Linked DNA regions of Homo sapiens: all the other regions are linked to region 1. The links are chromatin loops, found by intact Hi-C in ENCODE. Cell type or tissue: PC-9. All regions are shown on one strand. Region 1 overlaps CNIH3 (cornichon family AMPA receptor auxiliary protein 3). Region 2 overlaps CNIH3 (cornichon family AMPA receptor auxiliary protein 3). Region 3 has its middle 78 kb from the start of DNAH14. Region 4 holds the start of LOC124904524 (a long non-coding RNA gene). Region 5 has its middle 69 kb from the start of WDR26. Region 6 overlaps CNIH3 (cornichon family AMPA receptor auxiliary protein 3). Region 7 has its middle 79 kb from the start of WDR26.

Region 1 (4,000 bases):
GAAATATGTTCTTAACAGACATATGAGGAATACTGGTAGGAGCATAGAGAAAGAAGCACTTAAATTAGACTCAAGAGTGACATTGGAAAAGCACATTCCAGGGCGAGGGCCCAGCATGTGCAAAGGCCCAGAGTTAAGAGAACACTTGTTGTGTTTGGGAAACAGTAGTTGCTCAGTGAGGTTGGATGTAGGGTTCTTGGAGGGAAATAAGAAGAGACAGGGTTGGCAGGCAGCTGAGAGTATGGTATGGAGGGCCTGAAATGATTTGATGGGGAAGGTGGAATTAATTTATTCTCTAGGTAATGAAAAATGATCAGAAGCTTTAGAAGAAGACAGTGGCATTACCTGATCTGATTTTTAGGAAGGTGGCCTGGGAAGCAGTGTAAAGGATGGGTTAGAGGGTGAAATATTGAGGATGAAATCCAATGAGGGGGTTATGGTGGGAACTCCAGGTGGAGAGGTGAGAGAGCCTTGACCCAGGTGGTGGGAGTCAGAATGGTGAGAGAACAAGAGAAGCTGTGGAGGTGAACTGGATAAGCCTTGGCCCATAATTGGGTGCAGGTGAGGGAGAGAAAGCCTCTAGGCTGCGTGGCCGGGAGGTCGATGGTGCCATTGACCAGGGCCAGCAGGGTAGAAGAAATCTCAGATTTAGGGAGGAAGGAAAAAGATTCGGTTACATCGAGAAGCCTCACTTTAAGTAAAGGCAATCTGCTCTCATCTGAATTAGAGAGAAGTCAAATAGAAGATCCAGGATTCACAACAACCAAGTGAGCTGGGTTTCATTTTCTGTGTTTGATACATGGGGACACAGAGACTCACAAAGGTTAAGTCAACTTAACCTGTGTTGCTCAGCTCGGACGTGGCAGGGCTGAGGTTACACCCCACCTCTGTACGAATTCCAGTCTGAGTCCCTGCCACCTGACACACTGCCCCAGGGGCTGGCTCTTCTCCTCCAGGAAAGGAGTTCGTCCCAAGGTCCTTCAAGTAGGGGGCTGTCAAGGCAGGGTATCAGAAATGTGATTAATGGACAAAACATCGATCAGGGCACTGCTTCGTGGGGCTAGCGCTTGTCCAAAAGGGAGGAAAAGGAGAGGCAGCCAGTGTCCGTAGACTAGGAAAGTTGATCTCTATGGAGGAAGGGAGGGGCTGCAATCTCCTTGCCAATAGGGACTTTGTCTTACCTTTTTTTTGAATCCCTGACAGGATCTAGTCTAGTTCCTGGCAATTAGTAAGTTCTCAGAACATGAAAGAAAAAAAAGAATGAGGAGGGGAGGAGTCCTTTAAAAACCAGAGCCCTTGTACACCCTTTATCCCCCTTTTTACTCCCCCTCCTTCCCAACAGGTCCAGACCAGTGACATTTCACATACAGAGAAAGTCCCCTCCTGCTCTGGCTCTTAGTTTGCTTAAAGGAAATAGAACTGTCTGCTGTTGACTCAGTACCTGTTCTTCCCAGGTTATTTGCATACATCGCCTCACATAATGGTCACAACAGCCCTTTGCAGTGGGCAATTCCATCCCCATTTCACCGATGAGAAAGTTGAGGCTCAGATGGGTTAATGACTGACCCAAGGAAAGTCAATGTGGTGACTGGTGACTGGCAGGGCCTTTGCTGTTTCCACGGAGCCACATGGCCACCCTGCCCTTCTGCCTCCACTTAATGAGGTCACCTGGGAATAAAACCACAGTGACAGCAAATAGCTTTTGAGATTGGCTCCCAGGAAGAGGAGAGATGAGTGGCCTGGAGGGCTGTGAGCTGGCAGTTGTCATCGAATCTGGCTTGTGATTTCTTTTCAGCACAGTGTCAGTGACAGATAACGTCAGTGCAATTCTCTGAAGGGGAAGGAGGAGGGAGCTGAGATTCCGGATCTGCGAGTTGCTACATTGCAGGATGTTCTTCAAAGCCAGTGTGATTAATCTCCCGGTCGGAGCCCTCTCCCTGGGCCCTTTACCACCATTGAGAACCACTGTCTGTCCCAGAGCCCAGGGAAGCCATTTATTTGCACTCCTGGCCTCTGGGTGGCTTTACCAGAATGACTGAAAAAGGAACTCACTGAGAGATTCCAGCTGTACTTTGTTCTTGGGCTCCGGCAGGAGGCTGTGGCCAGGTCCCTGGGGGCAGTGTCCTGGGGGCAGCGACCACTTCCCAAGGGACTCAGGAGGCTCAGACTCCTGCCCCAGGTCTCACCAAGCCTGACGGCTCCCCTCCTCAGGGGCTGTGGCCAGGTGAGCCTTGGGAACGTAGTATTTTGAAGTACACACAGTTCGCGTTAGCTGCTCCCCCTCCTCCTCTTTCCCACCTACGTTCTTTCACTCACCCAGCTGCCGTCCAGGGCACGCTGTCTCCCGACAGATGGCTGATGTTCTTTTTGAGTTCTAGGTCCCACTATCAAGAAGGAAAGCACCTGTAAACTGCTCTGCGCTCAAGTGAGAATAGGATGTCCCGAAGTATTCAGGATTTTCAATAAGGGTCTGTGTAAAGTAGTTTTAGGGTAGAATGGAGGTATGGTGGCATCCCAGCAGTGGTGGTATAGCCCTTTACCTCTGCCTGCACTTGTCCTGAGAGGCGGCTCTTCCTCAGACTCCTAGGCAACGCCAGGTGACACATTTCCCCTTCTGTTGGAGCAGCTTTGTATATGGGTGAAATTGCCATGATGCCAGTGGATTGGAGTATTTGGGGATTTACTACCTGCTGGAAGATAGTGGCTGAGCCACTCTTCAGCGGTGCTTCAACTGTGATTTGGGCAGAAGGCAGGCAATTGCTTGGCAGGGATTGCTCGACAGAAGCCCTGCATCGGAAGGGTTTGCCCAGGTTACGCCAGAAGTACCAGGACCTCAGAGACAATGATGTCCTCTCTCCCTGCAGGTATTTCCACTGTCCAGCAGATAGCTCAGAACTAGCCTACGACCCACCGGTGGTCATGAATGCCGACACTTTGAGTTACTGTCAGAAGGAGGCCTGGTGTAAGCTGGCCTTCTATCTCCTCTCCTTCTTCTACTACCTTTACTGGTGAGTATCTGCCCCTCCTGGTGGTTTTGACTCCTGCAGCAAAAGGAAGAGAATTTCAGGCTGGCCTCTGGGAGGCGTCCTTTGGGAGATGGCGTGCGAGGGTGGGAGTCATGGCCATTCAGGTGTAGTCCCAGCTGTCTGACTCTGGCTCAGGAGCAAGGGCTTCTGTATAAACAAGTAAGGGGGCAGGAGATCCTGCAGGAGGCCTTGCCTGCTGATCGGCACATCCTTAGGGCCACGCAGTGAAAACACCCTCTCAACATCCCTTTGGAGATAACTGGTGAAGTGCAGTTGGCTACTCCTTCTTCCCTATAGGGCTTCCTGCCTCTCACGACTTTGCAGCTCAGCCCAGCAGGTTGCCTGTGGCCACAGGGGCTCAGGCTCATCCTCACTGTCCCTTGCCCCAAGGATTCTTGGGAACCATAACAGAGGCCCCAAACTCCCCACCCCAGCCCCACAGTGGCTGTCACGGTTCATAAAGTGGCATTTTGTGTCGCTAAATGCTTCATTTACAGTTTTCCCAATATTACATAACACCATTCCAATTAAGAAAAACCTGCTGACTTTGCAGTCCTGTTTCAGGAGTGTCCCTTCTTTTCACCTCTCCGCTCAGAACATCCTAACTAAGCAGATAGCTATAAACAGACTGTCTTGTGGTTTGACACCACAGAGAGTGCCTTTTCCGCAAATGTCTCCTCCTCCTTCCTGCTCCTCTTTGGCTCATCTCTGGGGACTCTCACCTGTCACTTGCGATTCCATCATTACCTGTGGCAGGGCCATGGTGATCTCCAAACCTCCCGGTGATGTCTCCAAAAGGGCATGGTTGACAGCAGCCAGGTGAAGAGGAGGAGGGGTCGGGATGTTGGACTGCACGCCACCCCTAGGTTTGGATTGGGCTGTGGCAGGCCAGAATGTGGCTGCATTTGTCCAGCATTTTTTATTTTTTATTATTTTTTAATTTTTATTTAAAGATGGGGTCTCACTGTTTTGCC
Region 2 (4,000 bases), 81 kb before region 1:
CACGGGATACAAGTTTCTCTGGACTCGATCAAGCAGGGAGGCTGAGTACATACTTCCTGGAGGTTGCACAAACTAACCAATTTGATTTTAAATATTAATACTTGGAGTAAGGCTTCTGGAGGCCAACATGCAAATTTATGTAAAAGAATGTGCAAATGAACACCAGAGCCAAGTGCCTGGCTCTGTTCCCTCACACAGGATAGCAGCCCCTGACCTGGCTGACCTTGTGTTTAGTTCTGTTCTTGGCTCTGGGACTTTGGGGCTGTTGTGTTGGCAAAACTTGGTGGGGGTGGAGGGGTGGGCAGTGGAGGGAAGGACTGCTCCAATTTAAACACCCGCAACAACAAAAGTTGTTTTAGCAAATTGGCATGCTGTTCATAAACGGCTTTCTATGTGCGCGAGGATATAGAGGCTTTATAAACTCTCTTTTTGGGAGTAAAAGTCAGGAAAGATTCATCAGAACCCAGCTCCTGAGAGGATGACAGGGGAGAAGACTCCTTGGGTCTCTGGTGGAGCCCCCTGTTGTTGCTGCTGGAATTCAGGCAAAGCTCCTCACAAGGTAAAGATCTGGATTCCTTGGGCAAGGGAAAATGAGCTGAGTACAGAGCCCAGGTGCTCAGCGTGGACACTGGCTTGATGGGGTCTTTTGGAGCAAGTCCTCAGTTTTCTGTGTGGTTGTTCACATGGGGAGGCTCAGTTTTCCAGTAGATGGTGGGCTGGAGTGAAAGTGAGAAACAGAAAGAGGGACATGGACACACACACACACACGCACAAACACACACCCAAGCCCCAGTGAACATCGAGCCCAGTGCAGTGAGCAGCAGTTTCTATGATGTAGTTAATTTAGTGGGAAGTAGTGAGTTTGTAGTGACCATAGAGTTAGAAAAGCAGGGAAATAAAAAAGAAAACAATGGTAAAATAGTATGGGGAGTATTTTCCTGATTATGGGAAAAAACATCACTTGTGCAGTGCAGGAATAAGGAAACTACGTAGTGGTCACCTCTGTTAGCGTTCTGGTGACTGTACTTTCATGTGTCTTTTTACGGGCACACACGTAATTTTACATAGTTGATAAGGGATTACATCACACATTCTGGTTTTCTTTACCATCACTTTAAAAAAGTTGCAGTTTTTGTTGCTGTCATTGCTTAACCCTTTCCTCCAGCCACTGTCCCCTCCATTCTCAGGGTTGCCGGTGTTAGCAACCTGGTGTATATCCTTCATTTGTTTCTTCGTGTTCGTGTCATCTTACATAAACACTAATGCTTTTTAGAGTGTGTCTTGATTTTGGTTTTGCATCTCTGCATCTTGCTTTTCTCACTGAATAATGGCTCATGGAGTCCCTCTGAGTTAATCGGTAAAGGTCTAACTCAGAACTGCGTAATATTCCAGATTTAGATGTGTCACTGTTTATTCAATCATGCTTTTATTGACTGGACTTTATGTGTTTCTAGTTTTTTGTGATCTCAGACAGTACCTGGGCATATATTCTTACCTAGTGGTGTCTATTTCAATGGGATAAATCCTCAGGGAATTGCTAAGTGAAGGATATGTGTATTTTCGTTAATAATAGATATTATTAGATTGCTTTCCAAAGGCTTTATCAGTTCACATTTTCACCAGCCATGGGTGGGGGCTCCTTTTTCCCTGCTTCCTCAACAGTAACTTATCACAAAATTTTTTTCAATCCATTAGGTGTAAAATGATACCTCCTTGTCACCCTTGTCACACTCCTTAGCCAACCAGTGAGGGTGAGAAACTTTCATAACATTATTGACCTGTTGGATATTCTTGCAAAGCAGGAATATTGGCCTGGGATTTCGACCTGGGATTTCTGGGTTTTGAGGGATGGCAGGTAATGGGCCTTGTGACTTCACCCAGACCCTTCTTTCCTGTGTGCTGCCTCTGGCCAGAGGCATGACCAGATGGGAGCAAGCAGATCTATATGGCGAACTGGGGTAACTTTAACATTCCTGGACTGGGACTGGACATAAGGTGGGGGAGTATAACCTGGCTACATTCCAAACAGGCTATGGAGTGGTCTGTGCACAAGAGCTAACAGGTTTGATGAGTTGAGCAGGCAGGACTCAGACCTAGCGGTAGGGAAGTGCTATTGAAAGTTTGGTTGGCAGAAGTGTCCGTTCCAAGCAGTGAATCAGCTTGCCGTCAGCTGGACTCTAGCCAGTTGATTAGTGTAGGAAGAAAGGAAGTGAGGGAAGAAGAAGGGACTTAAGGCCCCTTAGGAGAGGGGTAGGCAAGAGCTAAGTGGAGCGTCGGGCCCCTGATAGGTGTTCCAGGTATGGCGAGCCAGTCCTCTACTGTGTGGGTGGCTGGGGATGTAGCCTGGCTGCACACACCACATCAACGTAGAAGGAGCAGGAAGGACAGCAAGGGGGCTCCACAGATGCCCAGGGCTCATTTCTGGACTTCCAGAAACCAAGCCCATGGAAGCAAAACTAAATCCAGGTTGCACGAATTGGTGGGGCTGAGGCTGCTAATGGGTTTCTGTCCCTGGTGAGGGTTGGCGCAGCACACGTGGGCTTCTTCTCTCTGCCTAAGCCCACATGTGAGGGTCTCAGCAGCTCTAGCTGCACAGGTGTTCAGAGGGTGAAGGTATTGGGAACACAGCAGGAGCACAACTCACTGGAAATTCCCAGCTGGAGGAAGGCCACCGGAAGGCCAGCTGGAGGAAGGGGGCACATTTTGTGCCAGCCCTGGTGAGTCACTAGCCTAGGTTTGACAACTAAAATAAATTATTAATTATTCTACATATTCCTTGTCAACCATTTTTTGGCTCTCATTTTTCAAACTGGGAGGACCTCATCATTAAAAGACTGTAGTGGCTCATGCCTGTAATCCCAGCACTTTGGGAGGCTGAGGCAGGCGGATCACTTGAGGTCAGGAGTTTGAGACCAGCCTGACCAACATGGTGAAACCCCATCTCTACTAAAAATACAAAATTAGCCTGGCGTGGTGGCACACGCCTATAATCCCAGCTACTTGGGAGGCTGAGGTAGGAGAATCACTTGAACCCAGGAGGCAGAGGTTGCAGTGAGCCAAGATCGTGCCATTGCACTCCAGCCTGGGCAGCAAGAGTGAAACTCCACCTCAAAAAAAAAAAAAAAAGTGACTGTAGTTTATTAGACATTTCATCTAAATTTTATGTTTTTCTTCCTTGAATTTTGGAATCTGTGTTTCTCAGTCTGGTGTTTTCGATGAGGAGCAATGGAGTTTTGGGTATTTCTGTATTTTTATGGATCACTTTTTACATACTTCTCCTGTGAAGAAATCTATTAAGGAAAATACAAGACTTTGCAGTCTCTCTTTAGTATTCACTCTGTGAACTGGTGACGCTGTACAAACTCAATATAAATTCTCAGTTACTGTTGCTTTTTAATACTACCTCAAGAGTCAGTATGGCCTATATCTGTTTTGAACAAAGGAAGGCAGCTGGGCCTTAGCCTCTCTTCCTTTAAAGAGTTTGAGGCTGGGCATAGTGGTGCACACCTGTAATCCCAGCACTTCGGTAGGCCGAGGCAGGCTGACTGCTTGAGCCAGGAGTTTGAGACCAGCCTGGGCAATATGGTGAAACCCTGTCTCTATTAAAAAAATGAAAAAATTAGCTGGGACTGCAGGCATGCACTACCACACCCAGCTACTGGGGAGGCTGAGGCGAGAGGATCACATGAGCCTGAGAGGTCGAGGCTGCAGTGAGCTGTGATTGTGCCACTGTGCTCCAGCCTGGACAACAGAGTGAGACCCTGTTTAAAAAAAAAAAAAAAGATTTGGCTGGATGCAGTGGCTCATGTCTGTAATCCCAACACTTTGGGAGGCCAAGGCGGGCGGATCACCTGAGGTCAGGAGTTCGAGACCAGCCTGCCCAACATGGCGAAACCCCTGTCTCTACTAAAAATACAAAAATGAGCCAGTTGTGGTGGCGCACACCTGTAATCCCAGCTACTTGGGAGGCTGAGGCAGGAGGATCGCTTGAACCCGGGGG
Region 3 (4,000 bases), 120 kb after region 1:
TAGGAGGTCAGCACAAGATACAGGTCATAAAGACCTTGCTGATAAAACAGTTTGTGGTGAAGAAACCGGCCAAAACCCACCAAAATCAAGACGGTGACAAAAGTGACCGTCTGGTCGCCCTCACTGCTCATTATACACTAATTATAATGCATTAGCATGCTAAAAGACACACCCACTAGCACCATGACAGTTTACAAGTGCAATGGCAACGTCAGGAAGTTACCCTATATGGTCTAAAAAGAGGAGGAACCCTGAATTCTGGGAATTGCCCACTGTTTTCCTGGAAAACTTATGAATAATCCACCTCTTGTTCAGCATATAATCAAGAAACAACCATAAAAATGGCCAACCAGCAGCCCTTGGTGCTGCTCTGCCTATGGAGTAACCATTCTTTATTCCTTTACTTTGTTAATAAACTTGCTTTCACTTTACGGATTCACCTCAAATTCCTTCTTTCACGAGATCCAAGAACCCTCTCTTGGGATCTGGATTAGGACTCCTTTCTGGTAACAGTTGTACACCATAAATACATACAATTTTTACTTGTCAATTTAAAAAATTTTTAAAAGAGAAGAGAATGAGAGAATGAGTCAGTGATCATAATTCAAAAGTGGGCAGATCATGAGGTCAGGAGTTCGAGACCAGCCTGACCAACATGGTGAAACCCCGTCTCTGCTAAAAATACAAAAATTAGCGGGTATGGTGGTGCACCCCTGTAATCCCAGCTACTCAGGAGGCTGAGTCAGGAGAATCACTTGAACCAGGCAGGCGGAGGTTACATTGAGCTGAGATCGCGCCACTACACTCCAGCCTGGGTGACAGAGCAAGACTCCGTCTCAAAAAAAAAAAAAGCATCTTCCTTGTTGACATGGTCATTTTCCAAAATGAATGATACCATCTTTACACTTATCATCTGGTGCTAGATTGAAGGTGCTCTCCTCTGAAGCATTTACCTACAGATCTTACCTGATGGCTGCCTTTTTGAAATCTGTGTCTGACGACTGAGGGGTCACCATGTTATTGCACCCACACACACGGTTGAGATGGGGCCCAGGTAGCAAGGGTCTTTGCCTACTGTATCATTGAAGCTCAAAAGCACACACAGAGTTTCCATATTGTATTTGGATCACTTTGGTGAACTGGAAACAGTAATCTGGCTGTGAGGGTAGTAGGTTTTCCCAGTGGGGAAGATGCCCCCCTAACCACAGGCATCCCATTGGTGTGAAGAGAAATGAGCCAGGAGCTTTCATCATCATCGGACCATCAGACCACACACATGCGCCCTCACACTCTGCTTCTAAATGCCCTGAATGCCTTAAAGGTAGAGAAAACACATTTTCTTTGGTTGTGAATCTGTGGTATGAACATAAGCAGAGGGTGCTACCTCCTTTGCCTTGTTTTGATATTTATTTGTTCAGGGACCATGTATTGAGAGGTATCTACATGCAGACACTGTGTTAAGCTGAGAGCAAATCTGGGGCAGAGCACAATAAATAGTCAGTGTTTGTGGCTTTTAGATTGATGAGCAAATATTCACACAAATAAATGTTCAATTCATTGAGTTGTCACCCTTTTCAACCTCAGACTGAGCTCCAGAATGGGGACTAGGCCATTTCACCTCTGCACCCCAGCATGCAGCCCAGTGTTTGGAGGAGTGGGTGCTGAGAAGTTGGCTGAAAGCACCATCCTCGTGCTGTCTAATGTCAGCTCCTGCAAGGGAAGCTCTTGGGTCCTAGCACCAAGGGTAGAGGTCACTGTGGTTGTCCTGCCAAGATATGCTCTCCTGAGGTGGCTGTTGGAGGAGCGGCGCGTAGAGACATGGAGTGCATCTCAGAGCTCAGACCTTGGCCGCTCCTCTGGGATGGTCGCAGCATCTCTCTTCCTGACCACACTACAAGGGTTGGTGACCAAAAGGAATGTTTGAGCCTTCAGTAGTTACAGAAGTGAGGCCCTAAGCACTGCCCATCCAGTGCAGGCTTGGAATGGGGGTCGTTCCAAGGTGTCCACAGTCAGACCCACCTGCTCCAGGGTGGCTGAGAGCATGAGAAAAGGTAACTTGCTCAGAGTGCTCAGTACTGACCTATGCTGGTCAGTGACAGCTGCCAATAAACAAGGGGGTGGGGACTGTGCCTCCCAAGGTAGGCCAGCCTAACTCTGTAAAGCACTGTTAGTTTAACTGTCCCAAAGCGAGCTATGGACAAGAGCCTTGAAGTCCAGTGTTTTATAATGGGCATAAACACAAGGTGCCAGCTTGGAGGACTTTCTGCTGATGCCCTCAACAGAGCCAGCTCTGGCATAGTGCCCTCTGCTGGTGATGTGGATCCATGCTCGGCAAGCCCGGGAAAAAAGGCAGGTCAAGACACTTTGAGACTCCTTCTCAGGCCACCACATGGTGTTTAATGATTATTGTTATATTCTAAGTTGATAGAAGTGCACTCTGGCCCTTAGCTGGGGACCAAAGCAAAGGAGTGGAGAGGAGCTAGGAGGGCAGTAGCAACACGGGGACACCCTCTAAGCAGCAGCTCAGCCCGTCCCTGCCCTGGCCTTTCAGCCCCTCACTCCTCCTGAGTCCTCTCAGCTCACTGCCATGAGGTGTTCTATGTTTCCTCCACGGGGCTGGGGGATCCGAAGGCAGGCACTACTTTGACTTTCTGCATCTGGAGGCCACAGTAGGTACTGAATACACCTTTGATGGAAGGGCTCATCACCTGTTCCGTTCCCACACTGTTTCCATGACAAATGACTGAATGCAGACTGTGCTCGAGAGGCTCGCACAGCAGGGCCGCTCCCACTGCTCTGTTGCTTAAACAGGAAAGGGTCCAGCCTAGGGCACCGAAGGCAAAGGAGCAGAGGGGGGTTCTCTCAATTCAGTGAGGGGCACAAAAGGCAACCCACCCCCAGCTCATCCCTGGGAGCCCAGAAGCCCATGAAGAAGGCTTTCTGGAGTGCCCTGGTTGTCCAGCATGGTACGGACAGACGGTGGGGCTAGTCAGCAGTAGCACACCTTGGTCTCCACTGCATCTGGGTTTGAATCCTTGTGCTTTCACTTGCCAGCTCTGTGCCTGTTAACATCTCTGAGCCTCTGTTTTCTCATCTAAAAATAGAAATGATGATAATACAGTCCTTTTCTGAGGACTACGTGAATTTAGTTATGTAATGTGTCACCTAAAATGATGCTTAACACATAGTCAGGGCTCAAAACCGGTTGTCATGGCTGCTGATATGGCTATTCCTAGGAACGTTGCAGAGATGTGGGAGATTCAAATGAATCCAAAAATTTAAATTCCGGCCTACCGTTACCTACAGTTACCTGCAATACACCATAGATATCGTGAAATGGAATAGAACAGTTTCAAGATGACATTAATATTTTAGTTTTTACCCTTTGATAAATCGCTTCGCATCTTTGGGTCTTGGTTTCTTCATGAGGAAAATGATGTAGTATAATTCAGTAATCATATGCTACATATAGTAATCATGCTAGGATCCTGAACATGAGATCATATAATACAAACCTAATCTAGGCAGTCCCAGCTTCTTGCAAAGTTGCATTTCCCCTACTCAATTATTCAGTTCTGAATATACATATGTACGTATATACGTGTGTACGTATGTACGTGTGTACGTGTGTACGTATGTACGTGTGTACGTGTGTACGTATGTATGTATGTTACTGCCTGCTGCCTTACTTGACTGGTTTAGAAACCAAGCGTCAGCCTGATTTATGCTTCCTGATTTTTCTTGGACAACTGAGTCAGCATTTCATCTTATAAGGTCCCCATCTAGTGGTAGTAAAAGAAAATTGCAAGGCCGTAAGTCCCCTTTTCCCATCTGCATTCCTGGTCCATAAAAGTGGGACAGATATGAATGAATGAATGCTGAGAATGGGACGAATCAGGTAAAACCAACTCAAGATGTGAGTTCTGAGTTGGGTCTTGAAATAAAATGGCAAACATAGATTGCCAAAGAAGCATTGTGAACTTTCCTGGTTGGAGGTAAG
Region 4 (4,000 bases), 190 kb after region 1:
ATGCTTAGAAAATATTCCTTTGGATGGCTATGTTAATTGCTATAATTTTCTTCTGTCATTTTAAATCATTTTTTCTTTGTGAAAACAAAATGTTACAAATCACCATTTTGTACTATTTAGCTGTAAATTACAGTGTATTGAACTAAAATGTTTCAGTTGTAACAAAGGATGGAGAAAATTATCAAAATTTACATCTATACTAAAATAGCTCAATGCTCATTGCCTTTTGTAAACACTGAAATTAAAACAAATAGCTGGGCGTGGTGGTTCACACCCGTAATCCCCTGCACTTTGGGAGGCCGAAGTGGGCGGATCACCTGAAGTCGGGCGTTTAAGACCAGCCTGACCAACACAGAGAAACCCTGCCTCTACTAAAAATACAAAATTAGCCAGGTGTGTTGGCGCATGCCTGTAATCCCAGCTACTTGGGAGGCTGAGGCAGGAGAACTGCTTGAACCCGGGAGGCAGAGGTTTCAGTGAGCTGAGATCGTGCCACTACACTCCAGCCTGGGTAACAGAGCGAGACAGCATCTCAAAAAAACAAAAACAAAAACAAAAAAACCCCAAAACAAATAGCAATAATAAATGAATTTATATCTGTTTACAAACACAATTAATTCTATTGATCTATATTTTTCTGGTCTTTATGAAACCCATTGTTCCTTTTGTGATAGTGGGATAGGTTTAGACTACTTTGCTAACTTTTATCTTAAATTAAACATGCTTGATAAATATTTATACAGTGCCTACAGTTGCTAGGTACTGCAGGGGACACAAAGGAAATACATCTGCTTTTTTGTCCTTAAATATTGAGACTCACATAGAGACATAAAGATTCAGGTTCAGAAACTATTGTCTAGAGATTTCCATATATCTTCATTTGTGTCACCAGACAACCTTTCAAGATAGATAAACTACTTTAGGTAGATATTATAAGGTAGATAGAAAACCAAGGCCTAGCAGTTGACTTGTTAATGTCACACAGTAAGTGAAAAGACTGGGATCTGAAATATGTTCTTTTCAGTGCTAGTCTTACACTTTCAGCAAAATTCAAGGCAGAACAGGGTGAGTGACACAGTGCAAAGAAAATGCCATGGGAGTTTGCGGGAGGTCACACAGAAACTTCTAAAAATTTCCCCATAAGTGATAATAATTTCCCCATGTGGGCTTTACTTTCCTCTTAATAGCCTCCCGCCTGAGGACTTTTGACCCCATTATTCTAGTTATTTCTCTAAGAAGAGATAACTTTGGTAGGTATGCCTTCACTTCTTTGACCTGCTTCTCTCTTATGGTCTCTCATTCTTTTCACCTCTTTTTCCTCTGTATTCTGGGAGAACTGTTGGGGTTAAACTGCCACATCACTTATTCGCTTTCCTGCAGTAATAATTTTCCTCTGTACTGCCTTTAGTACGATTCAAATTCTTCCACAACATTTTTGGTTTCTCTTAAATTTTATTTTGCTAGCTTCTTTTTAAAATTCTGCCTGCATCCAAGTCTATTCTCTTCTTATGTCTCTGTTCCTATAGGAAGGCTGTATTTTCTTGGTTCCTTGGGAAAACCAAACAGATGTTTTCTAAAATTTTCTTCTATATCTTACAAAAAATATTTGTTTAGAGGGTGTTTTTCTTCTGAGTCTTTAGATTAAAAAATTTTCGAAACAAAGACAAGGTTGTATGAGTTACCTAACCGCACACAACCTCTTCATTAGAAAAATGATGTCAGTAATGGTACTCACCTCATACAATTGGTATGGTAAGTAAATGAATTAATACATGTGAAGTATTTGCAGTAGTCTGGGTCCAGTCAGGATACAGAAACCAGAGAGTAGGCTAAACTGGGAAAGGTTGATGTATAAATGTATCAACAAAAGGGTAACTATAGAATATAAGGAAACTACATGGTACCCTACGGTTGAGGGTGGCAGGAAAAAACAAACTTGGAAGGGGCTCAGACCTTGTTGGAGAAGATGTGATTCAGCCCACTGGATAGCAGAGAATTTTGTTGGCTTGGCCAGCCTGGAGCTGACCTGGGACTGCTGGGCAAGCAACAGGCCACCCTCTGGACTGCAGGCTTGCACCCAGCAGCCAGGGGTGTGGGTCTGCAGTGAGAGTCGGGTCATCTTCAGGGATAGGAGCCCTTCAGAGTACATGGGCTGTGTGGGTCTGTGGTGTCTGTGTCCCGAGGGCTGCAGAAAGGCTATTGCCAGGCCAAGTCTTCAAGGTCACAGAGAGACCAGTTCGAGGTCTGTACCTGGAGCAGGCTCTGCCAAAATGGCCTCACACCTATACTGCTAACTCCAGGTTATGCTGGAAAGGGCAGGAGCTCCTCTTCCTTTGACAATGTTCCTCTACTACCATCTACTGGAAAAAACATAACACTGCATTCACTTTAAATAGCTCGGGAATTTCATTATCACAGAGCTATAAACTGAAATGTGTATTCAAAGCTGAGCAATCCTATATTGATAACTGACACAGAACTTAAAATTGTGCCTGGCACATGGTAAATATCACATTGCTAGAGATAACATTTTGCTATTATTATTGCATTCTTTTCTTTGCTTAATAATCTTTGAATATAGAGACATCTATCCAGCTTGGTGTGGGCCAAGAGGCCAGGTATACTGAGTGCCTTTAGTTCTTCTCGGTACTAATTTGAGAGCTAGTAGATTCTCTCTCTCATATCTAGAATGAGCCTTAAGGTTGATGTAAACAATCCTTAGTCACCCTTATAGGCACTGATCTGATGAGCCTATACCCTACCCTTCTAGCTGATTTTCCTGATTATCAGAGGCTCATGTAGTTTGCAGTTTTTCTTTGTACAAATGTAAGTCAAAGATACAACTCCTTCACATGCCCAGCTCCCAGGGCCTGTTTTTTGGCCCTGCCCACAGTGCTTCCAAGATAGAATGCCTCATAAGATGTAATGCACCCTTTCCTCTGCTGGATGCTGTTGGTTCTGTGGCATCACAGGAGTTGCAGTCTCTGACTGGGTATGTGGGGACAGGGAAAGAGGTCATCAGTCTGCCTGAAGCATTAAATTATTCTGGTGCAGTGAAGACATAACTGTACAATTTTCTAGTCAGGCCATTCTAAAGACCAAACTTTTACCTACCTTCTTTGCAGCATTATATTTGCTCTTCTGTTTTAGAAGATGGGTAGCAGAGTTCAGGAACATATATCTCAGCCAACTGCCATACATTCCACTATTAATAGACTATCCCAATAGACTCTGGTTTCCAGAGTTGCAGCCACTGTTTGCCATTTTATGTATCATTTCAAAGATTTTTTTGAGAAGGTGAGAAAAAGGATATTAGAGAACATTAGCATGCCTTTTTTTCTTTTCTTTTAGAGATGAAGTCTCACTCACTATGTTGCTCAGGCTGGCCTTGAACTCCTGGGCTCAAGTGATCCTCCTGCCTCAGCCTCCCATGCCATTTTGTCAGAGGAGTTTTAACCAGAGCAACTCCAACTTAAATAGGGGTTGGGTAAAATAAGGCTAAGACTTACTGGGCTGCATTCCCAGACGGTTAGGCATTCTAGGTCACAGAATGAGACAGGAGGTCAGCACAAGATACAGGTCACAAAGACCTTGCTGACAAAACAGCTTGCAGTAAAGAAGCCAGCCAAAACCCATCAAAAACAAGATGGCGACAAGCGTGACCTCTGGTCGTCCTCCCTGCTACACTCCCACCAGCTCCATGACTGTTTACAAATGTCATGGAAATGTCAGGAAGTTACTCTGTATGGTCTAAAAAAAGGGGAGGTTTGAATAATCCATCCTTTGTTTAGCATATAATCAATAAACAACCATAAAAATGGGCAACCAGCAGCCTTTGGGGCTGCTCTGTCTATGGAGTAGCTATTCTTTCATTCCCTTATTTTCTTAATAAACTTGCTTTTGCTTTGCACTGTGAACTCGCCCTGAATTCTTTCTTGCACGAAACCCAAGAACCCTCTCTTGGAGTCTGGATCGGGACCCCTTTCCGATAACAACTTCT
Region 5 (4,000 bases), 230 kb before region 1:
ATATTTTTTTTTTTTAACCCCAGAGTTCATGTTCTTAATCATGATAATGTTTTATACAGAATTTTTTTTTTTTTTGGAGATGGAATCTCGCTCTGTCGCCCAGGCTGGAGTGCAGTGGCGCGATCTCGGCTCACTACAACCTCCGTCTCCCAGGTTCAAGCGATTTTCCTGTCTCAGCCTCTGGAGTAGCTGGGATTACAGGTGCGTGCCACCACGCCCAGCTAATTTTTTGTATTTTAGTAGAGACGGGGTTTTACTGTGTTGCCCAGGCTGGTCTCAAACTCCTGAGCTCAGGCAATCCACCTGCCTCGGCCTCCCAAAGTGCTAGGATTACAGGCGTGAGCCACTGCTTTATACAGAAATTTGTTTGTGACCAGCTACTTTCCTGGAAGAGGGGTCCCTGTTGGAGATGATTCTGTGGTGAGGAGGCTGGAGGAAGGTAGGGTGGAGGGGCAGAGGACCTGGAGGCTTCATGAGCAACTGGAGGGAGGTGCTGAAGAATGTGGGGAGGGCAGGTGAGCAGAGGATCCTCTGGGCCTTGTTCAGAATGGTTTGCCCAGAGGGGTCTTCCCTGAGGATACCACTTGTGGGCAGAACCCAGGAGTGCTGCAGATACGGCTCCCGGAGAGTGAAGCCCTGGTTTTCTTGGGGTCCTCAGAAACAGAGGGAATCAAGTCACTTTACTGGCCCAAGGGAATGGAAATTAGGGGCCGAAACAAACATCTACTGGGATAAAATAAGTGGTGTGAGTGAGATTGCAGCCAGAAATGATCTCTGTGAACGTAGCTGGTCAGCAGAAGTATCTCGTGATAGAGACTCCATGTGGACAGCATGGAGGAAAGAGGAGAAGGGCAGCCTTTGGAGCCGAAAGCCCAGCTCTCCTGAAAGGCACAGCCATGGAGCAAGAGCCGAAAGCCTTTTATTTGGAGGCTGGCCTATTTCTTTATCGCTAAACCCACTTTGCCTGTTTCCAGAGCCTCCTGGCTTGCATGAGCAGAACGAACAGCCTTCCTCCTGGTCTAGGCACTCTTGCACCAGTGTAACCTGCAGCGTGGGGAGGTGGATTGCCATTCCACCTCTAGAGTTAGGGAGGGCGGGGCCCGTGCCAGGGGAATGGAGTCCAGTAATTACTGAGCAACCCCCCTGCTTACATTCCCTGCCGAGTTCTACATAAACAATCAGCTGAAAAGACTGTCCCCTTTTCATAGTTTTCACCGCTGGGTGTTTTCAGAAGCAATTTAAACACTGGCAAACATAAAGGGAAGCTTTTATCCCTTCTCTAACCACTGAAAGGAAGCCGTGGATTTAAACACCATATGAATGGTGGGGAACAGAGCCCAGAGACATAAAAGGTGGAGGGAAGGGTGAGATGTTGAAAGCCTGTGAGTTGACAGGGGGTAGAACACAGGCTAAGGTGATGGGATCGGAGCTTTGGAGGGTGAGGGAGGAGGAGGAGGGAAGAAACAGCTGGGTGCCAACCCCAGAAGGGCAGAAGGAAGGCAAACAGCTCTCCCGGGGAGGGAGGGAGGGAGGGAGGTGGGGGCAGGGGCGGAGGAAACCTGGGAGACTTCTGCACGGATGAAGTCACCACCTTTTTGGGAGGAGGATGAGAAAGAAGATGGCCTTTAGTTTGTATTCAAATCCAATACACTATTTAGAACACAATGTACTAAATGTCATATACAATTTAATTGTGTGTAATTAAAATTCCTATCAGCTAGGGAGAGCCTGAGGCACGGGTGCTGCACTTGCTGAAAGCCAGGACCGCAGAGTGTTCCACATCTCCTTCCCTTGTCGGTCTTTTGGCCCTAATTCCTCTCTGTCTTTTCCTCCCTTGCTTCTGTCTTTGTTCCTCTTGTCTCTGTCACCCTCCCCCCTCTTATTTCCTTCTTCCTCCTGTTTTGACCCCACAGGCAGCCTGGACTCTCACTCTGAAACAGCCAGGTGGCTCCCCTGCAGGAGGAGGGCTGTCGCTGCTGTCTGCAACCCCACCGGGCCTCCCAGAGCCGAGGTGACAGCCTGGGCCTCGGGGAAGCCCGTGTCTCATGGGCGGTTGTCCAGCTGCTCAGGCCTGCACAGGGGCGGGTCCCCTCCTAATCTTATCCTCACACAACCCTGGCAACCGCACAGGGCTGCCTGGTGTTTAGCAAGGGGAGGTGGAGTGTGGTCCTCCCCCAGGAGAGGCAGCAGGCGACTTCCCTATTGAAAACACAGCTGTGGCAAGGGAGATAGACAGGAAACCCGACCCAGCCCTCTGGCAGGGATTGCCGTGGGAGTGCCAACTACTGTGGAATAACAGGCCCAGCCCTGCAGGCTCGGGCACGCTGTGCTGTAGGCCACAGCAACCACAGGCTCTGAGGCCTCTGGCCGCTCCAGGAGGGAGGGGTGCCGGGACAGAGACGCCCTCAGGCCTGGGAAGGCAAACTTGGAGGTGGGGTGGAGGGGACTTGAGGACTGGGTGATAAAACCTGGTTTAGTTATTAGTGGAGTTAAATTATTCATTTCCTTGCTCCCTTTAAGTCTCAGTTTCTTCATCTGAAAAATGGATACAGTACTTGCCCTACTTACTTAAACAGGCTGTTTTGAGGACTGTATGGATGATGCCTTCCCGAGTTAGACCTAGGTTCAAACCTGAAACCCTACTGTTGCCACATGTTAGCTGACCTTGGTCTCTGTTTTCTCACCTGGGAGGGACAAGACTACAACCTACTTCCTAGCACCCTGTTAAGGCTGGAATGAGCTAGTGTAGTGCCTGGTTTATTATAAATTTCTCAGTAAATGTTACCCATTGTCATCATCAAATGGGACAGTTTTGTGCAAGCATTTTGTAAACTATGGTGTGTTCTTTAAAAATGTAGGACATTATTCTTATGCAGACTGGCTGAAATTCTGGGCTCCAAGCGACATTTGGTAAAGGGATTCCTCTTCCAATTTCCTCTCCCCCTAAGAAAGTTCCCCTTTCCTCCTGCGGTCTTCTGGAGGCTTCAGCAGGAGACTGCTCCCATGACCCCCTCCCCTCCCCTCTCCTCCCCTCCTGTACCCACCTGCCTTCCATGTTTCCTCTAGAGCCCAGCTGAATTCCTCCAAGGAGTCATGTGTCACTAGTCCAACCCCACCTTAATCTTTTTCTGGGTTCTCCTGTGACTTAGTTGTAACTGGTCTTTGCATGCCGCTGCTTATAGATTCACACTGCTTGAGTTCAAAGCCCACATCTTAACTCTGTGACCTTGGGGTAAGTAATTTAACCTTGCTAGGCCTCAGTTTTCTTATCTGGGAAATGGGACATTGCAATAGCTATCTCATCAGGCTGTTTAGAGGATCAGATGAGACCCTGTTCCTGAGGTGGTCAGCATGATGCCTGACACATTGTAAGTGCTCAATGGAGGGCAAGTATGGCTTTTATGCCACTGAGTGTTTAATATGAACGTTTTTATTCCCTGACTTGAGTGTAAGCTCTTTATTATTTTCCCTTTCCCTCCCTCCCTCCCTCCCTCCCTCCCTCCCTCCCTCCCTTCCTTCCTTCCTTCCTTCCTTCCTTCCTTTCTTGTGAGAGACAGGTCAAGTGTAAGCTTTTAAAGAGTGGATTATGAGCCTAGGCAACATGGCCAAACTCTGTCTCTACAAAAAATACAAAAATTAGCCAGGTATGGTAGTGCGCGCCTGTAGTCCAGGAGGCTGAGGTGGGAGGATTGTTTGAGCCCGGGAAGTCAAGGCTTCAGTGAGCTGTGTTCATGCCACTGCACTGTAGCCGGGGTGACAAAGCAAGACCTTGTCTCAAAAAGGAAAAAAAAAAAAAAAAGTCTTTTTTGCCATATCATGAATTGTGGTATACACGTAGTGGGTACTCAGGTACCTTGAATACACTTTCCCCTTCATTTTGGTTAGGTTGTCTGTAAATCTGCAGAGTGACGTTACTTCACAATGATGACATATTACTTTTCTTTATTTTCACAGGGGAGAGAACTAATATTTTAGTAAACACTTATTTTTGCATCATGCT
Region 6 (4,000 bases), 96 kb before region 1:
GTTGCCTGGGCTAGAGAGCAGTGGTGTAATCATAGCTCACTCTCACCTTGAACTCCTGGGCTCAACTGGGCTCAAGCATTCCTCCTGCCTCAGCTTTCTGAGTAGCTGGGATTACAGGTGTGTGCCACCACACCTGGCTCATTTTTTTTTCTTTCTAGAAATGGGGGGGTCTCACTCCGTTGCCCACGTTGATCTTGAACTCCTGGCTTCAAGTGATCCTCCTGCCTTGGCCTCCCAAAGCACTGGGATTACTGCGTGAACCCTCTTTTTTATATCAAAATACCAAGTGGAATGTTTCGTTTAAGAAAACAAAAATCAACAATACAGCAAGCCAAAACCCAAGACAGTAAAACGTCTGGGGTCAAGGGCTTAACCAGGAGCAGCTGTGGCACCCCGTTGTTAGAAGTGTTGGTTGCTCTGTGTTGGTGCACCAGGTCTTAGCTGATGGCACCATCCTTCTGGTAATGGGGTTGGGTTGGGTGAGTTCGGTTTACCATTTGCATATTTGTTTTCTTTTAATTTGACTACATTGATGAAAGAGGGATACAGTCATGTAATCACATAGTCCTGGAATCCTGACACCTGAAGGGACCTAAGATCACCTGGTTCTGTCGTCTCATTTGGAAATGAGGATACTTTAACCTAGAGAGGTAAAGTGACTTGGTCGAGATCACAGCCTATTCAGGACGAAGCCCGGAGGGGAATTCTGCTTCCTAATTACCAGACCAGTGTCCAGTCCCAGGAGCTTACATCAGACAAGCTAGTGTGCTTTATAGCAACATCAATAAAGAACAAAAACTTGATCTTTTTGAGCTATGCTGTGTGCCAGCACCTCTGTTAAAATGAGTTCCTTTAAGGAGCCAAATAAAGTTTGATGTGGCAAAGTTGTTAAAGGAGTCAAGTAAAGTTTGGTGTAGTTACTTGATCTTTACAGCTGTGTGTACTTAGTATTCCTACTTCCTCCACAACTCCTAATTGGATTTTGTGGCATTGGTTGTTTTCTGGATGGGCTGAAGGAGAAAGACGTTGATTGAATTAAAAAAAGCGGTACACATATAATATTCAGCCAATCTCCATATTTAAGATATTGCTTAGCCCTGAGGAAGATGTGAATTAGAAGGTTGCTTTAAGATTTTTATTTATCTATCATCTATCTATCTACAGTATCTAATCTATTATCTGTCTATCATCTATCTGTCTTTGAGAGATGCATTCTTTTTTTTTTTTTTTTTGAGATGGAGTCTCGCATGGTCACCTGGGCTGGAGTGCAGTGGCGTGATCTTGGCTCACTGCAACCTCCGCCTCCCGGGTTCAAGCGATTCTCCTGCCTCAGCCTCCCGACTAGCTGGGATTACAGGCATGTGCTACCACGCCTGGCTAATTTTTTTTGTATTTTTAGTAGAGACGGGGTTTCACTATGTTGGCCAGGCTGGTCTCGAACTCCTGACCTCCTGATCCACCCACCTCAGCCTCCCAAAGTGCTGGGATTACAGGCGTGAACCACCACGCCCAGCGAGAGATGCTTTCTTTACTTGTGAGCAGATATTTCCATCTGCGAGGTCCCCGCACACACATGCAGCCCTAATTCAGAGTTGTGAGACAGGCAATGTGCTGCACCTGGATGCCAGTCTCCAACCCACCCTCCCCACCCCCCAAGTTAGTTCTCCTGTCTCTGGGTTGCATTCTCTTACTGCCAAACAAGGGGCAAAACAGTTGCTTCAGCCTCCTGATGTTCTGAGTTGGCGGGGTCACCCTCTCCTGCCTCAACATAGCAAGATGAAGATCGTGTATTTTCAGGAGCTGTTTAGTACTGGCCCCTTGACTTGCCTTCAGAAGATCTTTGTTAACCACCAACAAAACCACACCCTTTCTCCCTTTGTCATAGTGTTGTCTGGCTCAGTACAGTCTCACAGGAACGGATCATGAACAAGGTAATGGCTGGCTTATTACCAAGTGGCCAGTTGCGGTCTTGTTGCTCACATAGTTAGCATGTTATGAATGTCACCAGCCGCTCAGCTGGGCGGAGGCAGAGCTCTGTGGTGCTGTCTTCTTGGGTGGCCTCTTGAGGCCCTTTCTATCCTCTCAGTGATCCCTTGGCCAGTCAACATCATCTGTCTGCACCCCACACCCCCAGTCCCCCTGTCTGGCACTCCCTCTCTGCCAGTGGCACCTGCCACCCTTGCCTTGTGGAAGACAGATTTGCTGTGGCTTCAATGCTTTTAAAATTGATGAATAAGAAAAGTAAAATGAAGCAAATGGGCATTTCCTGTTTATAATGTCTCCAATATAGAAAGCCTGCTTTTGAGTGTAACTGAAATATTTCCTGCCCTAACAATAAAAGAAAGAAAAGGCTCATGCAGCGAGATGGAAGAACGCCTTGCGGCTGTGCATGTGAGCAGGTGCCAACATCCTAGAGACTGGGTAGGGCTAGCCTGCACCTTCCGCTCCAGATTCCTTAGTGGCTGACCCGGCCCTTGGATGGCTTTACAGCCTGCGCACCCAGGGGGAGGCCGGGCAGTGTCAGCAGAGGATTCAGGTGAAGAGTTGAACACCATGGGGAGATTCCCAAGGGACAAGGATGTTGACAGGGTTTTGGCCCAGCGCCTGCCTCCAGCATCAGCCTTTTTCAGGGGCCTCCGGAAGGCTCTGTGGATACCCCCGAGTCCCTCCCACCAGGATTTGCATCCTGACAGGTGGATTCTCTTGTAGTTCATTCTTCCCCATGCCATGTCAGACCTGAGCTTCTGAATTTGGGCTCTAGAACTCTCCTCTGGCTTGCCTTTCCTGACTTTACCAGCGGTGCCGTAACATTCTGGGCCCCAGTTTCCTGCTCTGTAAAAGGAGGGGTGGCAGGGTTAGTGGTTCCCATAGCTGGCACATCCCTAGATGTTATCTCTCAGGAAGGCTTACGTGGGTTCAGGACTCTGAATTTTTAGCTCCCAAGTGATTAGAACATGCAGGTAGCATTAGGAAGCTTCAGGAAGCACTGGCCACGGGATCTCTCCAACATTCCATGATACTCCGTCTTATCTTCTCATGATCCTGCTCTAGGACCTCACATTAAATGAAGTTCATCACCTTGTCAATACTTTATACTTGGTGTCACCTCTGTACCTGTAACATGCCATTATTTATTTTATTTGCAGTTCTACTTTTTACCAGTCCATATTTCCAATTTCCTTCCTCCTCCAGGAAGTTTCTCATGATTTGCTTCTTACCTGCCAGTTTCCCTTTTGACTGGAGTCTCCTGTACATCCTTAAGGTGATATGTATCTCTTGCTGTGGAAAGTGAGCCTTTCTGTTTTGCTCAGGAAATGTATTCTTATGGTTGTTTGGTCTGCAAATTCTCTTTCCCCAATAGGAAGGTAAATTCCCAAGTAGCCTTCTCCCCTCCCAGCAAGGACCCCAGGGTCATGGGAGGCTCAGTACATACTATTGACCTTTGAGCTCTCTCTTCCATAGGAAATTGGCAGACACTGCCTAGCATTCTCTTCAAGTGGATTTTCAAGTACAAGAAGCCCCATTACCTGATGATGATGTGATTCAGACCTGGATGGGGTCCTCATGTCCCCCTCGTACTTCAGGCCTTGAAGGAGATTGGCTGAAAAGGAGAAAGACCTGGTGTCTGTCTTGTGAGCCCTCTTAGGGGCCTGCGGGCCCCACCTTCTCAAGCTTGAAAATAATGGAAAGTCTTGAGTTCCTTCAAGGAAAATTCCAAGTACCTAGCTAGCCTTGAAAAGTAAAGGAACAGCGTGATAAGCAAGAAGGTGATAATAGCTTAAAACAATAGCCAAGGAAATTAGAGCCAGAACATGTTTGGTTCCCTGTAGAAACTAAAGATAACATCTTAACATATGTCCCTGAGTTGTTTTTCAGAAACCTGGACCCCTACCAGATGGAAAATGGAAAATGCCATCACTGGCAGGTAGACCTCAGATAAGGGGGAACTGAGGACTGAACTCTGTCTGTCATTCTTTGTTCTAAATTTCTTCCTGAGGGC
Region 7 (4,000 bases), 220 kb before region 1:
ATGATTTCATATTCAGATCCTTGGAGGATACTTATTTCCTTTCAGTTTCTTTCCTTCTTTCTTCCTAAATAAAAATATTATTTACTAGGCCAGGTGTGGTGGCTCATGCCTGTAATCCTAGCATGTTGGGAGGCTGAGGTGGGAAGATCATTTGAGGCTGGTTTGCAACCAGACTGGGCAACATAGCGAGACTCCTTGCCTATAAAAAATTAAGAGATTACCTGGGTGTGGTGGCATACACCTGTAGTCCCAGTTATTCAGGAGGCTGAAGTAGGAGGATCCTTTGAGTTTAGGAGGGCGAGGCTGCAGTGAGCTATGATCATGCCACTGCACTCCAACCTGGGTGACAGGACAAACCCTATCTCAAACAAAACAAATTTAAGAAAATTTTTAAAAGTTTGGAGCTGGCCAGGCATGGTGGCTCATGCCTGTAATCCCAGCACTTTGGGAGGCTGAGGCGGGTGGATCACCTGAGGTCAGGAGTTCGAGACCAGCCTGACCAACATGGAGAAACCCCGTCTCTACTAAAAATACAAAATTAGCTGGGCGTGGTGGCGCATGCCTGTAATCCTAGCTACTAGGGAGGCTGAGGCAGGAGAATCGCTTGAACCCTGGAGGTGGAGGTTGCAGTGAGCCGAGATCGTGCCATTGCACTCCAGCCTGGGCAACAAGAGTGAAACACCGTCTCAAAAAAAAAAAAAAGTTTGGAGCTAAGAATGGGCATGGTGGCTCATGCCTGTGATCCTAGCACTTTGAGAGGCCAAGGCAGAGGATCGCTTGAGGTCAGGAATTTGAGACTAGCCTGGGCAAGAAAGTCAGACCCATCTCTACAGAAAATTAAAAAATTAGCGAGGCATGGTGGTGCACGCCTGTAGTTCTAGCTACTTGGGAGGCTGAGGGGGAAATCAGTTGAGCCCAGGTGTTTGAGGTTACAGTGAACTATGATGGTGCCTCTGCACTTCAGCTGAGGCAACAGAGTGAGACCTTGTTTCAAAAACAAAAAAGAAAAAATGGAGCTATACAGAAAATACAGTAATGAATAGCCAGGTACCCATCAACCAAAATGAACAAATGTTGACATTTTTTACATTTAACAATTTTTATTTGCATTTAAAAGTATTTTTATCTAACAACATACCATGAGGTATATGTGGGCTTTAAACCTTGTTTGTTTTTAAAATAAAAGAAAGAACACATTTGTATTTCCTTCATCCCACCCACCCTGCCACCCCTCCAGCCCATTTACCTTCCTCCAGCCCCTGAGGTGGCTATTGTCATGGGTACGTGCCCTCCCTGTTCATGTGTGGGCCCATGTGTGGGTGGGTGTAGTTTATCTTCCCACGTGTATAGGGGAACTAAGCTAAAAATGATGTGAGTGAACACAGAATGGAGTTCAGAGTCAAGCTGACCAGGGTTGGAGACCTGGCTCTCCCGCTTTTGGCCTCTGTCCTTTGGCCTCTTTGAACCTGTTTACCCATCTGCAACGTGGCAATTATTAGCTTACAGCATTGCTGTTAACACTGGAGATAATGGTAAAGTGGCTGGCTTAATAAATGGTAACTGACATTATTAACCATTTCTGTTTTTATCTCTTTTTCTAGATGGAAAGCCCTTTGAGAGCAGAGACCCTGCCCGCAGCCTGTGTCCCTTTGTATAATTTACAATTTGTGCTACCTAGCTTTTTTTTTAAACAGTGGATCTTGCTCTGTCACTCAGGCTGGAGTGCAGTGGTGTGATCACAGCTCACAGCAGCCTAAACCTTCCAGATTCAAGCAATCATCCCACTGAGTAGCTGGGACTATAGGCACATACCACCACACCTGGTTAATTTTTTTTTTTAATTTTTGTAGAGTTGGGGGTGGGGGTGGGGGTGGGAGGGGGGGGGTCTCTCTATGTTGCTCAGGCTGGTCTCGAACTCCTGGACTCAACTGATCCTCCTGCCTCAGCTTCCCAAAGTGCTGGGATTACAGGTGTGAGCCCCTGGGCCTGGCCAGCTTGTTTCTTGAGGAAATGATTGCAATGCCCGAGCCCCACTTCCCAGCCTCAGTTCAGATGCACGTAAGGGCTGTTGCAAAAGCTGTGTTCTCAGTGCACCTGGAGGACACGGGGAACCATTTGGCTGAGGACAGAAGCAGTGATGAGAAGAGGCCCTTCGAATTTTCCCCCGGGTTCTGCTGTTGTCTATTCAAGTTACACATTAATTCAATATAGTGGCATGAAGGAGGAGACACAGAGCTACTTCATGGGATCTGTCTTCTTAACAGTCATGCATTATGCATTGCTGTTGTTTCAGGTGCGTTTTTGCAAGACTGCGCACTCACACGACCATTGAGAGGCTCACTTTGCAGTGGCCCTCCCAGGCCCTCCGTGGTTGGGTGTCCGTCTTTGTCAGAAAAGGGCCAGCAGGGGGCACCAAACCCGCACGTTTCTGCCGGGAGAGGGCGTCTGGGTGAGCGACAGGGCCTGAGGCTCACGTTCCTTCCCTCCCTTTGCTGATATTTGGACATTTCTTTCTACAGTAGTTTTAGACTCCCACAGCGGCAAGGCAGAGAGCTTTCTTTATTAAAGCAACAAACAAACAAACAAACACCCTTCTCCTTCAAACCTCATCTCCAACAGCAGCAGAAACTGTCATCACAAAAAGCCACTTCATTCATCTTCTTTTGATTTGCATTTGTTCATCTTAAATCAGGGGCCAGAGACCAAGAGGTATAAAATGATCTACCTGAACTGAACTGGAACATACTTGTCTAAGTCCTATTGTTTGCTATAAGGGCCTTACGATATTTTAGTTTATACGCATGCAGGTTAAGAATAATCATAGAGTTTCAGACCTGGGCACTAGATAAATATCATCTAGCCAGGGTTTCTGAGTCCACAGTTACACTCCAGCCCCCAGTTTTTGACATCTAAATCTGCACACTAGCTATATTATTTGTTTAGTATTTTAATATCTACTCCTGTAAAACTTACATAAGTTGATTTTAAAAAGACCACCATCATAAATGGAAAATTGCTATTTTTCAAATACATATTAAGATAAAGAATTAACATTAAAATAAGCTGGGCATAATGGCTCACACCTGTAATCCCAGCACTTTGGGAGGCTGAGGTGGGCGGATCACTTGAAGCCAGGAGTTCAAGAACAGCCTGAGCAGTATAGCAAAATCCTGTCTCTACGAAAAATACAAAAATTAACTGGGTGTGGTGGTGCGAGCCTGTAGTCCCAGCCACTTGGGAGGGTGTGGTGGCAGGATCACCTGAGCCCAGGGAGGTTGAGGCTGCAGTGAGCCGTGGTCATGCCACCGCATTCCAGCCTTGGCGAGAGTGAGACCCTGTCTCAAAAAACAAACAACAAAAACAAAACCCCCATTAAAACAGAAGCCCCTTCTCTGCCTCCCATACTACCTTACACTCCTTTATTTTGCCTGTGTGGAGCCTAGGCCAGAGAAGTGACTTGAATTGCCCCACATCTTGGTGAGCTGCAGAGCTGAGATTTAGCTGGGTACCTGTTCCTCTCTGGCACATGGCCATGACTAGGAAGGAACAGTTTTGTTAAACCAGCAGGTCTTACTCTTTGGAATGATCTTTGACAAAGTTTTAGTAGGCAGTGCCCACTTTTAATGTTTTTAGTGTTTTTCCTACTGCTTCTGGAAGGTGAAAGCCAAGAACAGGAGGGTCTGGGCGGGGGTCTAGGCTATTTACAGTGGCATTGATTTGATTACCACTCTTTAGCAGTGAAAAGTGTTGAGTATGCACTCCCAGCAGATGTATGCTTATTTATGTGTACTTTTGTACATGCATGACTGTACCAATATATTATGCTCATTGTAAAGTATACACAAATATTAACTCAAAAAATGGTAAAGAAAAGGAAAGCAGTATTTTAAAATGTCTTGTTAACTGCAATGGTTTCATTACTGTTGTCAGCTAATATCTTGAGCACAATTACACTTAGGGTTAGATTCCTCATTAGCAGCAGCACGCACCAAGCCATGTT

What was found. A loop is a pair of places that touch in the nucleus more often than their neighbours do. Peaks named below come from ENCODE experiments on the same cell type or tissue, not always from the same donor. Only the 100,000 strongest peaks of a DNase experiment are listed, where the experiment ranks them.
Region 2: it touches region 1 in a loop (8-fold over the local background); 3 of 110 quality-filtered maps call a loop at or near these places.
Region 3: it touches region 1 in a loop (8-fold over the local background); 2 of 110 quality-filtered maps call a loop at or near these places.
Region 4: a loop joins it to region 1, with 5 times the contacts of the local background. A loop is called at or near these places in 3 of 110 quality-filtered maps.
Region 5: a loop joins it to region 1, with 5 times the contacts of the local background. A loop is called at or near these places in 6 of 110 quality-filtered maps.
Region 6: it touches region 1 in a loop (3-fold over the local background); 2 of 110 quality-filtered maps call a loop at or near these places.
Region 7: it touches region 1 in a loop (8-fold over the local background); 7 of 110 quality-filtered maps call a loop at or near these places.

Annotation. Positions count from the first base shown.
Region 1 is chr1:224,731,699-224,735,698 of GRCh38, forward strand. It overlaps CNIH3 (cornichon family AMPA receptor auxiliary protein 3), which reads left to right. Exons shown (of 6, transcript NM_152495.2): 5 at 2,865-3,008. Among named protein-coding and RNA genes, the nearest start is that of CNIH3-AS1, 3.1 kb to the left of the region's middle. RefSeq lists enhancers at 1,328-2,527, 1,919-2,058, 3,540-3,609. In PC-9, no CTCF peak of the experiment used is centred here; DNase peaks (open chromatin) are centred at 903, 1,383 and 1,793; H3K4me3 peaks cover 2,047 bases; H3K27ac peaks cover 3,124 bases.
Region 2 is chr1:224,650,313-224,654,312 of GRCh38, forward strand. The region is part of intron 1 of CNIH3 (cornichon family AMPA receptor auxiliary protein 3); the gene reads left to right. Among named protein-coding and RNA genes, the nearest start is that of CNIH3, 36 kb to the left of the region's middle. In PC-9, a CTCF peak has its summit at 2,044; a DNase peak (open chromatin) is centred at 2,059; H3K27ac peaks cover 2,675 bases.
Region 3 is chr1:224,849,363-224,853,362 of GRCh38, forward strand. No RefSeq gene overlaps it. Among named protein-coding and RNA genes, the nearest start is that of DNAH14, 78 kb to the right of the region's middle. In PC-9, CTCF peaks have their summits at 2,321 (motif pointing left), 2,520 and 3,794 (motif pointing left); a DNase peak (open chromatin) is centred at 2,279.
Region 4 is chr1:224,920,384-224,924,383 of GRCh38, forward strand. All of the region lies in intron 1 of LOC105373109 (a long non-coding RNA gene), which reads right to left. LOC124904524 (a long non-coding RNA gene) reads right to left here and starts at 3,853. Exons shown (of 2, transcript XR_007066899.1): 1 at 3,115-3,853; 2 at 1-2,360. In PC-9, a CTCF peak has its summit at 2,373 (motif pointing left); a DNase peak (open chromatin) is centred at 2,348.
Region 5 is chr1:224,501,523-224,505,522 of GRCh38, forward strand. It overlaps a transcript of CNIH3 not described here. Among named protein-coding and RNA genes, the nearest start is that of WDR26, 69 kb to the left of the region's middle. In PC-9, a CTCF peak has its summit at 1,921; a DNase peak (open chromatin) is centred at 2,179; H3K27ac peaks cover 1,311 bases.
Region 6 is chr1:224,635,738-224,639,737 of GRCh38, forward strand. All of the region lies in intron 1 of CNIH3 (cornichon family AMPA receptor auxiliary protein 3), which reads left to right. Among named protein-coding and RNA genes, the nearest start is that of CNIH3, 21 kb to the left of the region's middle. RefSeq lists an enhancer at 1,646-2,288. In PC-9, no CTCF peak of the experiment used is centred here; no DNase peak of the experiment used is centred here.
Region 7 is chr1:224,511,488-224,515,487 of GRCh38, forward strand. It overlaps a transcript of CNIH3 not described here. Among named protein-coding and RNA genes, the nearest start is that of WDR26, 79 kb to the left of the region's middle. In PC-9, CTCF peaks have their summits at 2,379 (motif pointing right) and 2,579; a DNase peak (open chromatin) is centred at 2,404; H3K27ac peaks cover 422 bases.